Regions from separate parts of the Homo sapiens genome. Here regions 2 and 3 are each linked to region 1. A link is a contact called in ENCODE Hi-C or POLR2A ChIA-PET data. All regions are on one chromosome and are shown on one strand. The core of a region is the stretch at or near the end of the contact, and the rest is flanking DNA. Distances in the headings are between cores, read along the strand shown.

Region 1 (3,001 bases), core at 112-2,611:
AAGCAGCAAAAAAATAAAATAATAAAGGCGCCTTAAGTCACTCTCCTCCACCCCTAATTTGCACCGATTCCACTGAAGCACTCAGGATAACACCTCACTTGCCACAAGTGTTCTCCGTTTCCTAGCTTTAAACTTCATTTCTTCAAGAAGTATATCTGCGTTCTCCATCCCCCCATGGAAGAAGTGATCCAAGAGGTATTTTCAGAATTATGCTTCCTTCCCACCCCCACGCTTTCCTCTTGGCCCGAGCCTTCCTTTTCTCCTACCACCCCATGCCCTTGTCCCCGCGGGTTACCTTATTAATCCGTTTCAGCGCCATAGTGTGTGCTTGTCGTCTGGCTCCTCACTCTCTCGGTGTATGCTCAAAGGTCCGGCCAAAACTCTTGATTATCCCGGCGGCGGGGCAGGATTGTCTCGTCTCACACCAGCTCTGCCAGACACAGGCGCCTTTTGCAAAAACGGAGCAGATCAGCACTCGCACAGGCCCCGAAGAGCCCCTGATGAATCCAGGTCCCTTAAGACAGCCGCGATCCGGGGTGGGTGGGGTGGCGTGGCAAAGCCACCAACAGCCTCTGTACCGTGCTTTCGGCCCGAAGTGGGGGCGAGGGTGACGGGAAGAGCGGAGGTGGTGGCTACAAGTTTAACTTCCCGGCCTCTAGAAAGGAAGAGACCCGGGTGGGAGAGGAAGAGGCGTAGGAGAAAGGGGTGGGTGCGGGGCAGGGTCCGGAGCCCAGCAGAGGAGGAGCCGGGGCCTAGTCGGCGCTATACCGGCGTCACTAGGGCAAAGAAAGGCAAGGGGGGAGGGGGAAGCATAAGACTCCGGACGGACGCCGGGCTGCTTTCGGTTTCTGTCCAAAGGTGCGGCCGGGAAAAGGAAGGAAATAAAGGAAGGGAGACTTGATGTGTATTGCTATCCTCGCAGCGAGCTATTCTGTGTCACCCCTGACGCCACCGTACACTCACTCCGCCTTCCAGCGCGCTCCCGCGCGCGCCCGCCCAGCCACCTCCACCACGCGCCCGCGCTGTCCCTGAGGCTCCGGCTTAGGCGCGAGGACGCGCCCATTCCCCCTCCTCCTCCAGCAGGAGAGGCCGCGGCTTCCCCAACCTTCCCACCCTAACCCACCGCACCCAATAGGCTGGCCGCTCAAGCCGCCCAGGTCCCGCACTGCCCCTCTTACCCGGCCGGCCACTGGGCCGGCCTCCCTTCCCTGCCCTAGCCGTCCACACCCACGCGTACAGAGGGGCCGGGGCCTCCCTCAAGCTGCGGCCTCGGCCTCCTCCCCGCGCGGCAGCTGGTGCCTCCCCGGCCCTACGGGGCTCACGCGCACGACACAGCCACAAGATGTCCGCTCTGACGGAACTACTGCCAGCTGCCACGCTCCGCCCCTCCCCCTCCTCCTGCCTCTTCACCGCCGCGGATCAGTCCGCCAACGCCGCCGTCCCGAGCACAAGACCGATGTGAGGCCGAAGCCAGACGGCTTGCTTCCCACGTCCGGGGCCGAGTGAATACGTGTCAAGCCCTTTTCCTTCTTCTCGGAACAGCACCTTCTTACTAAACAGATCGGAGATTGGACCAGGAGGGCGGGGGAGGGAGGAGGATCATGAGCTGGGGGGAGGGTGAACGAGTGGCGGAAACCCTTAGGCTCAGAGAAGCATCGAGAACCGGAAGGAGACCATGGGAGGAAGGTAAAGGAAGCAGCCGCTGCGCGATCCAGCCCCACGCCCCTCCCCACAGCGTCCCCCAGTTTCCTCACTTGGTATCGAGGAGACGACTCTCGCGAGAACTTCGTGGCTGGCTAACCGAAGCGGTAGCTCTGCAATGACTTAAGAGCAGTTTTGTGCGCTTTTCCTGACGGGGTTCCGCCTCCAAAATGCATAAGTTCTCGCGAGACGCAGTAAGGCACCGGCTCGAACTGGGGCGGGCCACTGCCAGGAAAGCAACGCCCCTGAATGCTTATGCCGGTGGTTGGTAGAGGAAATGGAATTCCCCAGACTGGTAAGAGCGCGCGCAGACACAGCCTTGTCTCACGCGCCCAATCAGGAGCGTGTGGTGGGAGGTGCCAAGGATTAATTACCAGATACCTTTAGTCTAGCTCGGGCCGGGATTTTGAGGTTTCCGGTGGAGCAGGTGAGCAGTATTTACTCGCCTGCCCTCCTGGGCTGGTTATGCTGTGGGAGGAGGCGCCCCTCGAGATGGGAATAGTAGTTTTAAATAGACCCAGGTTGGCCGCTCATCAGCGCTCCCACGTGCTGAAGTCTAGTGCACGTCTGACCCTAAGGGAGCAATACTGAGAACAGCAGGGAGCAGGCTGAGTCAAGCTCAATTGAGTGGATGGGGCTAGGACAGAGAGAGTTAGGGGCAGGGTTTTCACTGGTCTCCGTAATCAGTCGCTGCCGTCCGCCAAGGTGTAGATGTGGGAACAAGCTTAAATTCTCAAACTTTAGCTTCTGTTGCTGTGTTTCAGTTCTTGAGCCAGAAAGTGTTGAGACTAATTAGTTAATTAGGTAGAGTTTAGAGTCAGAAAAACAATACAATACTTCCTGAAATATCCAAGTTGGGAGGTGGGATTTACCTCAGTAGGATTGGCCTGTTTTAGTCAAGGGTTTAAAGTATGGAGACGGCAGTTATGCTCTCTAGTGTATCCTTCAGGCAAAAGAAAGACCTTAATTTTTATGAGGAATTTAAAAGTGGGTAAGCACTGACCAGCTTAAGGTTTTTTAACATTCCTTAATGACCCCAGTTACCGAAGTGGAGATCTTCAATTACTTGGAAAAATAAACTTGTTTTAAAAATACACTTAATTTGAAAACTGTTGCAGAAAGTTTTACCTAATAAAAACTTAACACGTCAACAATGATGAATATAAGTAGTCTAATGTATACTGTTCAAGTGACCATGTAGTGTCACTAGTGAAGCAGTGCTTCTCAAACTAGTGTCCATAGGAACCACCTGGGGTTTTGTTGAAAATGCGACTTTGATTTGGTAGGGCAGTGGTGGAGC
Region 2 (2,896 bases), core at 310-2,809, 280 kb before region 1:
TCTATTGACTGTTATAAACTATTACAGAAGAAAAAGTGAAAGTGGAGAGTTAGGTCCACTGTGTGTGAACAATGGGAGGGTCTATGGAATGATGCTTTCAGGTAGGCAGAGGCCTCGTGGAGGGTGGCCCCACACTCACCCCCAGAATCCAGAAGCCATTCCCACAGGAACTTCAGAGGGAGAGCATTTACATTTACAGGAAAGAAATGATACTTCTGAGCCTACATTTGCCACATATTCATTAAGTGCATTTGTTCAGGCATTACAGTAAAATGCCATGGGCTGTGCTTTTCCTCAGCTACAGCCTCTCTCCTTCCAACCTCACACCCTGTCTTCCTGTCATGCCTTTGTGAGAGCGCCACCACTCTGCGGTGCCTGGAGAGGAACCTGGAAACGCTGATAGTTCAGTGCATACTCGGTCATATGGAGACAGCAGGAAAGAGTCAGGGGCCAACTTGAAAGATTTGGGGCCTGGCTGTGGTTTGCAGGCTGTAGACACCAAACTATACTTTATAGAACATGTGAAAATATAGCCTGTATGGGTTACTCTCTTACTGATTGTCTAGATTTGATGCCTTACATTAAATCATTTTAAAACCAACTCTAGAAGTCTACTCAAATCCTGCATTTTCTACTGGAATAGTGTCCCATGCATAAAACCCTGTTTCGCATAGGTGTAGGCTAGCTTACAGACCCTCTTACCATGTTGAGATTATTTCTAGAACTCAGGCTACTGAACCATCTGGTGCTCTGCCTGTGTCTTTCACATAGCTAAGAAGAAAATTTCCATTTAGCTTTCTGATATCTTGCTGTGCAAGTCTTCATGCTCTTTTTTTAAAAAAAATTTTAATTATAAATTCTTTCAAGCATATAGAAAGTTTAAAAATTGACATAACAGACACTATGTACTACAACACAAATTTAATAGGTATTAGCATCTTACCTTATTTGCTTTTGATAGCTCTCTCTCTCTCTCTCTGTCCTCTCTCTCTCTCAAATAAAATAGTTACAGCTAAAACCCCACTTATCCATCACTTTGTCCTCCTTCCTTCTCTTAGGTAAGCTGCTACTCTGAACTTTCACTCCCCAAGATGTTTTTATATTTTTACTACATAAGAATGCATCTATAAATACTGGCATTTTCAAGAAAGTTAATTTTTACTAACTTCAACCCAAATTTGCCATTGTATAGGATGGCTCCTTTTCAGGGCAAACATAGGTTCAAACTGGACGCCATTGAAGATTAACTGGTACTCACTTTGATCCTATTGATTCCTCTTTGCTGTCTAGATAAAAATGTATTTGTCACAATGTAGTTTGTACTAACTCTTATAGCAAAAAATAATATTCAGAGAAAAATCTAGGGGAAGTAAGTATGCAGACTAACTCTTATATCTTGTCCTTTCATAAGAAAAATTTCCCATCATTAAACATTTAATAATCTATTATACTGCCTATAAAATTTCCCTTTAAAGTTTTTTCCATTCTAATTTCATCACGGAGCTCCTAATAGGAGAGGCTGGCAGAAAAGCACAGGAACCTTCCTCTAGGCCAAGCTTGTCCCTGCCTGCTTTTGACTCAGCAAGGAGTGCCAGGGAAGGCTCACTTCCCTATTTTTCCCGAAAGCCACGCGTGAAGTTTTAAAAATCAAACTGTGTTCCCTTTCACAGAGGTGGGTGACAAGAGAAGCAGCCCCATGGGACTTCAGAAACTCTCACCAATCCTCCTCTAGAGTGACCAGAAAGTACCCCTTCCTATCCTAACTAATGTGACACGTCCTTCTGTGTGGTCCACTCTATGCAAAACCAGAAATTGACAAGAATGACTTTGATTGTAAAGTACAAATAGCTTACCAGTTAGTATTCTTAGTTTCTCTTTAGTTATAAATATCAAATGCAAGGGACTTGAAACCCAGCTGATAGAAGTGTAACTATTTTTAATCAAACATTTTCTGAAAGCTGGTTCTCACATATGTTGTCTTTCCTGAGTGTTTTATGTTGAGTGGAAGACGTGTTGAAATGTTTAGGTCAACAACAGCTTTTTTGTTGTCCCCTTCCACTACTGATTTAAAAAAAAAAAAAAAAGGCTCCACTCTTCGTGCCTTTCCTTAAAAATCCTAAATGTTAAGTTTCTGTCGAGGTCGAATAGAGACTACCCGATCTGCTGTGGCATTTGAGGATATCACATATCCTTGCATAATCTCCCTTTCCTTTGTATAGACTTGTCTGATTCACGTGGTTTGGATCTATTTGGAGTACTAATTTAAAATAATTTAACCTGACTCAATTACTTAAAACAACAGGGGAGAAAATCACCAATAATCAGCTATGTGTGCGTATAGAACCTAGTTCATATCATTTATTAGGATTTCCATTGAACCCCTAAGCTGTTCACTGCGCAAGTATTTAATTAGGGAAAATAACCATACCCCTATGTACATTATACTGTGTGTTTTGTAAACCATGAGAAAAGCTGCTTATTGAACAGAAGGGCTTTGTAACCTGGGGTCTATGGATCCCTGTTGGTGGTTTCAGACGCTTTTTAGATTCCTAAATTTATATGCAGACTTACACATGTATGTATGTGCATTTTTTCTTGGGAGATGAGTATAACTTTTTATCATATTTTCAAAGGGAAAGATTTAACATGGTTAAGAATCATGCTATAGCTTGTATCACTTTAGCTTTTTGATAGCAGCTATCTTTTTAAATGATCTATGTAATATTTTTTAAGATTTTTTCTTTTTTTATTCTTGCATTTTTAATCAATTTTAAATGAAGTGAAATGCTTTATGTTGCTCAACACATAGCCCAGAAAGCCTCCCTTCAGTTTTCCAGTAGGTGGAAAAAAGATGAAACTGAATTGATGGCCAAAAGAGTTGAATGGGCTTCACTGC
Region 3 (2,795 bases), core at 156-2,655, 480 kb before region 1:
AGCCGTTATCTTTCTGGCAAGATTTAAGTAACTCATTCCTATCTAAAAAGCATCTGTTAAAGTGGCGTCACACCCTCAACTACTTCATAAAGTTTTCTATAAAATGTTAAAATCACCAGAGTCGGACCTCTCAGTTCATCAGGCGTAAAACTGCAGTTTCCGGCTGCCAAATCCCTTAACAACGTTAACCTTTTAATCCTTCAGCCTCGTCTAGTGAAAAGCAAGTGTCACCAGATACCGCCTTCTACTTGAGAAATATAACAAGATTCTTTCTCCTGCACTTTTCCCAAATAAAAACGGCTCATATACAAAGTGAAGTCTAGGGACACCCACAGTACGGAGGGCTGCCCGGACCTGGCGGCCTTACCTGGTTGAAGTGCAGCTGGCCAGGCTCCGGGACGCCCACGCGGGAGGCGGCTCCCATCTGCTCCAGCAAGTGCTGGAGCTGCGCCGCCGACAGGCTCAGATTCGCGCCGAACACGCTCAGCACATCCTCGCTGAAGGCTAGCCCTGGCCCCTCCGCCACTCCTCCGAGGCCGGCGGCCGCCAGCAACAGGAGCCCGGCCACCGCGCGACCCGGGGCCATCCTGGCCTGGGCTTCCCCTTGAGGGCCCGCGACGGGCTGCCGCGCAGAGGGACGCGCGCGGGCGCACTGGCGTCCTTGCCCAAGGGCGGGAGCGTCAGTGCTCGGCGCTGCTCCGAGTCAGAGGTGGCGCGGGACGCCCCTGGTTCTCCGACGCCTTCGAAAGAACAGCAGCTCGCGACCTGCGGGGCATTGAAGTGGCAGCGTAGCCGAGGGGAGCGATAGGCGGAGTGGGCCCCCCGGCCTCCTGGAGAGCCTGAGATAAAGAGGACAAAGGGGGACAGAGATAAAGGCCACCAGGGCACCAGCCGGCAGGCTCCAGAAACGCTGCGTGGCAGTAGCCCTCAAACGCCCGGCCGGGCATGGGGCCAGACGCCCCGGATCCGGGTTTGCAAACGCCCCAGGATTTGCGTACATATGCTCCTCCCGGATATAAAGCCCCAAACCACGCCACTTCTTAGGAAAAACTAAAACCACACTAACTGTAGAACTCCACCTCCTCTTCCTGTCTTTCTGCTTTATTCTCTCCGCCGCAAACTTAGAAGTGAGACGTGCAGTCCCCAAGGAGCTGCAGAAAAGGGCTCTTCCGGAGTCCTGGGGATTGCGCGTTTAAAGGGGACCCTCCCTCTCCCCGGATCTTCTCTGAGCTTGGCAAGTTAATCGGAAGCACTCGCTGGCCTCTCACCTCTCCTATCTGTTTGTTTGTCTGTCTCTGCGTCTTTCTCTCTGCGTGTCAACGTAAGACTCGGTCTCTGGATCTCTCTCTCTTTCTGTCTCCCGCCCCCACAACCTCTGTATCTCTGACAGGTCCGCGGTGAAACTCCGCGATCCGCTCCGGCGCTCTTTACAAATAAGGGGAGGAGGGCCCTGTCCCCGCCTCCGTAGCACGTGGTGACCCATTTCCCCAGCCTGAACTCCCGCGCGCGTCCACGCCGGGGCGCAGGACCGCCGGCCTTCCCTCCGCGGGCGCTGCTCATTCCCAGCATCAGCCATGCCCTCTTCCCCACCCTCACTCCTGAGGGTTACCTGATGCCACCTCCGTGTCGGGGTCCCTAACTCCTCTCTGGTCTCGGGGACGCATGCATCTTTTCGTGATCTTGATGAAACCAACTTGCTGAAATGGAGCCTGGAGACCCTTGCATTGTCTACATAATTAACAGGAATTGCTTTTTTTTCTCACTTCTTAAAATCAGAGGAGAAAGAGGAAATCCAATGGTAGCGGTGGCGGGCTAGCTGAGCCAGCACTGCCCAAGCCGGCCCTTCCTGGCGGGATATCCGCAGATCAGAGGAATGTTTATTTGTTCATATGGGAGCTCAAGAAAAGCTGACTTAGGTGTGATGTCAACAGGTTTGTGTAAAGTGAGTGTGGTGTTTGAGGCAAAGTTTGTATCTGGTGGATATAGTGGTTCAAGTGTAAAGTGAAACCATGCTTCACTGTTAGATGGCTGTGAAAGGAAAATAAATCTTGAGACTTCAAAATCACCAAGCTAAAGGGAAACATCAAGAAGGGACCAGCTTAGGGCAAACCTGCCTGCCATTCTATTCAAATTCATCCCTCTGAGGCTCACCTGAGACAAATGCATATCTGATTGCTTTCTCTTCTCCATCGTTTATGCAAAAAATGCAGATTCACTGGGCCAGACTAAACTGTCTATTGAGTGGAAGGCTGATCATGGCCTCAAAAGAATGCAACCTTTTGTCTCTTGTCTATTATACTTCTAACCTGGAAGCCCCCACTTCCAATTGTCTCACCTTACTGGACTGAACCAATGTACATCTTACACATATTGATTGATGTCTCATGTCTCTCTAAAATATATAAAAGCAAACTGTACCCCCGACCACCTTGGGCACATGTCTCAGGACTTCCTGAGGCTGTGTCAGGGGCACATCCTTAACCTTGCCAAAATAAACTTTCTAAATTGACTGAGACCTGTCTCAGACATTTTGCATTCACGTGACTAAGGACAATAAAAAGAATACAAGATGCCGTTCTTGCCTTTCATCAGGAGAATGCACAGCCTCCTAAAATAGCACATTTTAAAGAGACATTAAGTCTAGACAAAGGGGAAAAGATGGGGAAAGGGAAAAAATCTTAATCTTAGAAGAGGAACCTAAAGACATAACTGCAGAAGAAAGAGACAGGTAGAGAACATTCCCAGAGGCTAAGGATCTAGGCAGACGAAGCTGAAGGATTGTCATATGGAAGAAG

Evidence for each region. A loop is a pair of places that touch in the nucleus more often than their neighbours do. ChIA-PET counts read pairs that join two places held with the same protein, here RNA polymerase II (POLR2A). Pooled maps may share reads with other maps.
Region 2: a map with no recorded cell type shows a loop between it and region 1 (5-fold over the local background). The contact joins the enhancer-like site here to the promoter of UBE2D3 in region 1. A Hi-C loop is called at or near these places in 1 of 37 single-sample maps with no recorded cell type and 8 of 50 pooled maps. POLR2A ChIA-PET finds 5 or more read pairs at or near these places in 2 of 52 experiments (T-cell and activated CD4-positive, alpha-beta T cell).
Region 3: a map of CD8-positive, alpha-beta T cell shows a loop between it and region 1 (18-fold over the local background). The contact joins the promoter of SLC39A8 here to the promoter of UBE2D3 in region 1. A Hi-C loop is called at or near these places in 12 of 168 maps with a recorded cell type or tissue (CD4-positive, alpha-beta T cell, CD4-positive, alpha-beta memory T cell, CD8-positive, alpha-beta T cell and 6 more), 34 of 37 single-sample maps with no recorded cell type and 28 of 50 pooled maps. POLR2A ChIA-PET finds 5 or more read pairs at or near these places in 16 of 52 experiments (CD4-positive, alpha-beta T cell, CD4-positive, alpha-beta memory T cell, CD8-positive, alpha-beta T cell and 10 more).

What each region holds. Positions count from the first base shown.
Region 1 is chr4:102,826,190-102,829,190 of GRCh38, forward strand. UBE2D3 (ubiquitin conjugating enzyme E2 D3) reads right to left here and starts at 1,362. Exons shown (of 8, transcript NM_181891.3): 1 at 1,238-1,362; 2 at 296-447. The coding sequence starts at 319. It overlaps UBE2D3-AS1 (UBE2D3 antisense RNA 1), which reads left to right and starts at 1,866. Exons shown (of 2, transcript NR_131186.1): 1 at 1,866-1,996. RefSeq lists enhancers at 1-208, 791-1,352, 1,292-1,681, 1,353-1,914 and silencers at 1,042-1,091, 1,112-1,241.
Region 2 is chr4:102,541,537-102,544,432 of GRCh38, forward strand. All of the region lies in intron 5 of NFKB1 (nuclear factor kappa B subunit 1), which reads left to right. Among named protein-coding and RNA genes, the nearest start is that of NFKB1-AS1, 40 kb to the left of the region's middle. Within about 2 kb of position 1,560, at least 2 of the 41 ENCODE cell types and tissues checked have a DNase peak (open chromatin) inside an H3K27ac peak, as active enhancers do.
Region 3 is chr4:102,344,077-102,346,871 of GRCh38, forward strand. SLC39A8 (solute carrier family 39 member 8) reads right to left here and starts at 1,406. Exons shown (of 9, transcript NM_001135146.2): 1 at 1,269-1,406; 2 at 368-839. The coding sequence starts at 586. RefSeq lists a silencer at 459-708 and an enhancer at 1,889-1,938.